Linked DNA regions of Homo sapiens: region 1 is linked to region 2. The links are chromatin contacts, found by Hi-C or POLR2A ChIA-PET in ENCODE. All regions are on one chromosome and are shown on one strand. The core of a region is the stretch at or near the end of the contact, and the rest is flanking DNA. Distances in the headings are between cores, read along the strand shown.

Evidence for each region. Hi-C counts contacts between places; a loop is a spot of excess contacts on that map. ChIA-PET counts read pairs that join two places held with the same protein, here RNA polymerase II (POLR2A). Pooled maps may share reads with other maps.
Region 1: a pooled map shows a loop between it and region 2 (9-fold over the local background). The contact joins the promoter of BPTF here to the promoter of MAP2K6 in region 2. A Hi-C loop is called at or near these places in 1 of 37 single-sample maps with no recorded cell type and 5 of 50 pooled maps. POLR2A ChIA-PET finds 5 or more read pairs at or near these places in 1 of 52 experiments (CD4-positive, alpha-beta T cell).

Annotation. Positions count from the first base shown.
Region 1 is chr17:67,824,078-67,826,777 of GRCh38, forward strand. BPTF (bromodomain PHD finger transcription factor) reads left to right here and starts at 1,426. Exons shown (of 28, transcript NM_182641.4): 1 at 1,426-2,260. The coding sequence starts at 1,648. RefSeq lists enhancers at 674-1,371, 1,372-2,067, 2,030-2,299 and silencers at 1,280-1,349, 1,550-1,599, 1,780-1,979.
Region 2 is chr17:69,413,254-69,415,953 of GRCh38, forward strand. MAP2K6 (mitogen-activated protein kinase kinase 6) reads left to right here and starts at 1,444. Exons shown (of 12, transcript NM_002758.4): 1 at 1,444-1,747. The coding sequence starts at 1,732.

The DNA of each region.
Region 1 (2,700 bases), core at 176-2,675, 1.6 Mb before region 2:
CTCAGCCTCCCAAAGTGCTGGGATTACAGGCGTGAGCCACCGCGCCCAGCATCTTTTTTAAAAAAAATTGAGACAGGGTCTTGCTCTGTCACCCAAGCTGGAGTGCAGTGGTGCAATCACGGCTCACTGCAACATCCACCTCCCAGGCTCAAGCAATCCTCCCACCTCAGCCTCTCGCTAGCTGGGACCACAGGTGCACACCACCATGCCCGGCTAATTTTTCAAATTTTTTCTAAAGACGAGGTCCTGCTATGTTGCCCAGGCTGGTCTTGAACTCTTGACCTCAAGCTATCATCCGGCCTTGGCCTCTCAAAGGACTGGGATTGCAGGTGTGAGCTACCACGCCCGGCCAACTATTTTTCTTTAAATTACTTTTCGGTTGTCACTTCTCTCAATAAATATTCATATGTTTATAACACCTTTCTCTTATCTAAAGAGCTGACCTCAACCACTCAGGGTTGAGTCGCTGTGATAAGGTTTGAGGGTGCCTGAAATGTCATCATGATTCGTCCTTTGGGCTAAGCTGAAACCTAGTGACTTGTCAGGTCAATAAATTAAGGTTATTTCCCGATAATACAAACATTTAACACCGTGAAGTAGGTTTTAGGCAGGATTCCCTCTTTTCCACTGCAAAGGAGAGGTAAGTTCTTGCTGAGGTGATCGAAGTCCTAGCTGGGGCACTGGGAAGGTGGCGGGACATTGGAACGTGCAGTAGTTGCGTTCTGGAGTTTACTGAGGCTTTCCCAGTGCGGATTCCACGCTACAGGTCTTAGGGCGCCCCTCCCTCCGGGCGTGGCAGCCCGGGGCGTGGCTCCTGGCACAGATCCGGAGCAGTTGTCATTGGAGTCATTTTCTGGACTCCAGCTCCATGCTTCAGAGTTTCCTAAGTTCAGGGGGCTTGTCTCTCTGTCCCCTCGACTAATTTCCCTCTGTCGCTGGCGCTGCCCGGTGCCCTCGGTCGCTTGGGCCGCCCCTCTCCGCGACTTTTTTTTTTCTTTCTCTCGCTGGCTCTTTCAGCATCAGTTTCCATAGGGGGAGGGAAGGGAATGATATTTGGGGGCTCCCTTGCCTTCCTCTCCGAGCCGCGAAAGGGGAGACGCGGGGAGGAGGTCCGGCCGGCTTTGGGCTCCAGCCAGCGGTCCGCGGAGACTTTGGTCTCCGAAGGCCTTTGACGCCGGGCATTTCGCGAGCTGCGCGCCCCTCTCAGCCGCGCCACCTGCGCCCGGAGTTTTGCCGCGCCACCCGCGCCCGGAGTCCAGCCGCACCGCGCTGTGCCGAGCCCAGGCGCCCAGGGCTCCCCGCCCCCGACTCGACGCTCCCGCGCTCCCCCTAGCGGCCGCCGCGCCGCTTCGCTCCGTCCCAGGCTCGTCGGCGGCGCAGCTCACGTGACCGCGCTCTGGGCCTGCGGCCGCTGTCGGTTCCCCCAGTCACCGAGCGAGAGGGAAGAAACAAGATGGCGGCTGAAGGCGATCCGGAGTGGGGCCCCAGCAATTCGGATTGAGCCTTCTCCCTCCACCCGCTTCCGTCGGCCGGGCCCCTCCCGCCCGGCCCCGCGGGCCTCCCCACCCGGCCCCGGCGCTCCCCACCGCCCCCCCTGCGCCCGCCCCTCCCCCTTCGCTTTCCTTCTCCCCCCGCCTCGGCTCCGACATGAGGGGCCGGCGGGGCAGGCCGCCCAAGCAGCCCGCGGCTCCCGCTGCGGAGCGCTGCGCCCCGGCCCCGCCGCCACCGCCGCCGCCGCCCACGTCCGGACCCATCGGGGGGCTCCGCTCGCGGCACCGCGGCAGCAGCCGGGGCAGGTGGGCCGCCGCCCAGGCTGAGGTGGCGCCCAAGACGCGGCTGAGCTCGCCCAGGGGGGGCAGCAGTAGCCGGAGGAAGCCGCCGCCGCCGCCGCCGGCCCCCCCCAGCACCAGCGCCCCGGGCCGGGGGGGGCGAGGAGGCGGGGGCGGCAGGACGGGGGGCGGGGGCGGCGGCGGCCACCTGGCCCGGACCACCGCGGCCCGGAGGGCCGTCAACAAAGTGGTGTACGATGACCACGAGAGCGAGGAGGAGGAGGAAGAGGAGGACATGGTCTCCGAGGAGGAGGAGGAGGAGGACGGCGACGCCGAGGAGACCCAGGATTCTGAGGACGACGAGGAGGATGAGATGGAAGAGGACGACGATGACTCCGATTATCCGGAGGAGATGGAAGACGACGACGACGACGCCAGTTACTGCACGGAAAGCAGCTTCAGGAGCCATAGTACCTACAGCAGCACTCCAGGTACCCACCCAGCCCAGTTGCTGCAGACTCCTTCCCCACCTCCTCTGCCCTCCCCCCTTGCTCACTCGTGTGCTGTGCATCCTGCTCCGATCTCCCCCCAACCCCGCCTCCCCCCCAAACAGAGGGGAAATGCGACGGCACATCAAGTGGCAAAAAACTAGATTTACAAGAGGAAAGAGGCGCATTGTTCAAAATGGAGATTGCATTGTTGCAGTTTGCAGGCCACACTCGCTCGCTCTCTCTCCCCCCCCCAACCCCCTTTTTTTCCTCTTCAAAATTTGTGCCAGTGCAGTGTCTCCACCGGGCAGGATTGAAACTTTGGCAAACACATATCCATTGCATTCATTTTTCTCCCCTTGTTTTGGTGTGGTTTTCTGGAATGAAAGAAGCCTCTTGTTTTGCAAACCTCTTTGCATTTCTAATGTGGTTTCTTTCGGATT
Region 2 (2,700 bases), core at 194-2,693:
CACACAAGGCAACAAGGTCTCCTTGGCAGCTTCTGAGTAAGGTTGTCCTTATTTCTGCCACAGTGCTTTGTCCACACCTCCTTGAATTCCTCAATTCCTCCCTCTGTCTTAAAAGAACATTTCTGAGTCTGTCTGCTCCATGAAGTATAAGTCCGAGCTCATTTTTGCCCATGCCCTGCTCACTCCTCTCCATTCCTTGCAGTGAATTGTGCTAAGCATCTCTGGCTTCCTTGTGAAAAAGGTGATGCCGTTCTCCATCAGGGTGCTGTGTACCCACTATGTGTGAGCGGTACAGAATGAATGAACATCCCAGGGCCCTAGAAAGGCGCCTGGCACATCCTGGACACTCAACAAGTATCTTTTAATTTTAATGAATAAATTCAAGATATTCGACTGTATTCATTTTCCACCCACTTTCCCCCTAGGCCAGGGACTCTCCTCCCAGGTGAGAAAAAATCATCTAGATACCTTAATTTTGATAAAGTTAGCGTTGATGTATAAAAAGCAGAACTTCCTCTGTAACCCTGTGAGAAATGAGAAGCCTCCAATCTTCTTCCCCACACCTACCCCCTACTGAGTTTCGGGTTCCTTGGAAATAACTGACCTGGATTGTTTCTGACAAAATAAAACTTTGCATCTTCTCCACAGAGCAAAGGTAACCTTACCTCCAGCCAACCCAATCATCCATACATTTTTCTTACTAGAAAAAATGTTTTTAAAAATGGAGGTGTGGCCGGGCGCGGTGGCTCACGCCTGTAATCCCAGCACTTTGGGAGGCCGAGGTGGGCGGATCATAAGGTCAGGAGTTCGAGACCAGCCTGGCTAAATGTTGACACCCCGTCTCTACTAAAAATTAGCCGGGCGTGGTGGCGCATACCTGTAATCCCAGCTACTTGGGAGGCTAAGGCAGGAGAATTGCTTGAACCCGGGAGGCGGAGGTTGCAGTGAGCAGAGATCGCGCCACTGCACTCCAGCCTGGGCGACAGAGCGAGACTCCCTCTCGGGAAAAAAACAACAACAACAACAACAAAAAAACCCCCAAACAAACAAAAAACGGAGGTGTGAGGGTAAAACGTCTACAGGCAAGAACAGCACAACAGGTGCTGAGCTGCAAAATCAACACACTAAACTCCCAAACAGACCTTCTCGACAAGCCAAAAGCTCTTTAGCTAACCTAATATTCTTTAGCTGTTGTTTCAGAGGCTTTTCGAGAACAAAACTGCCGCCCCGTCTTGGCCTTGCCGCTTTTCACCCATCACTCTACTGAGTGTGTGTCTGACTTGTTTATCTGGACGCAATCTTTGTCGCACCCAGTTATCTCGCTCAGCGACCGGGGCGACCACGTTTCCTTAAATCAGAGCCCCGTGGACTCCGCCGGAGAACTACATTACCCAGCGGCCTTCGCGCCCTTCGCAGGAAGGACGTCTGCGCACTAAGATACTCAGTTCCAAGTTTGGAGCTTTTAGCTGCCAGCCCTGGCCCATCATGTAGCTGCAGCACAGCCTTCCCTAACGTTGCAACTGGGGGAAAAATCACTTTCCAGTCTGTTTTGCAAGGTGTGCATTTCCATCTTGATTCCCTGAAAGTCCATCTGCTGCATCGGTCAAGAGAAACTCCACTTGCATGAAGATTGCACGCCTGCAGCTTGCATCTTTGTTGCAAAACTAGCTACAGAAGAGAAGCAAGGCAAAGTCTTTTGTGCTCCCCTCCCCCATCAAAGGAAAGGGGAAAATGTCTCAGTCGAAAGGTAAGAGGCTGTTTGCATTAGTTGCAAAAATGCAAAGGGTTGTGCATGCATTTATGAATGCATGGATGCAATTTTCGCCTGGCGAGTGCATTTTTAAGTTTGAGGTTTTCCACAGCTCAGTTGCATTTCCTGTTTAGTATGTGTCTTTTTTTGCAGACACAGAGAGTTCCTGTAAGGCAGGGCTTGCAGTTCAGCTGTGCATTGACGTTATTTGCATTCTTCTGCTAGGATTACTGAGCTCTTTTTGCCTTTTGCACAGTCAGGAGAGACAGAGCAGGTTGGTAGCGTCTAAATGTGCAAGGCTTTATATAATTGTAAAATTCTTTACTATGCACAGATATTGTAAGTAATTTTGTATGCAACAGGAATAGAAACTTTTAAAAACTCTATAGGTGAAGATGAAAGGTAAAACTTGAGTTAAACTACTAGGAAATTAATGTAATCTTATATTCTTTGGGGGAAATAGACCGTTGCGGTGCCAGTATTTAGCTAAATTTCCATTGATATCGCCTTGAACATTAGGTAACTTTTGATTTTTAAAGGAAGTAAAGGTGAAGGGTGAATAACAGCATATCACAAAAAAGCAGACGAGTCTTGCTCTTCTGAGATTTTGCACTTTACACCAATTGCTTATTGGCTCGCAAAATTTAGAAGCAGCAGTGAAGACCTAATGTTTTATGTCTGCCCATTTGGGGGATGCTTTGCATCTTGGGGGAAAATATTGGGGGTAAAACTGTACTTTTAAGCATTACAGTAGTGTGAAGGGACTGCACTGTTTCATTGACAAGCATAATGAAATATTTTAAGTGTGTAACTGCGTGTATTTAGTCAGCTGTAATAGGTTGGAAGTTCACGTTATGGTTGTTTTCTTTATGTTCTTTTATTTTCTTTTCTTAATTTTTGTTTTTAAACACAGTTGTATTTTGCAGGCTTAATGTCACCCTGGGAAGGGG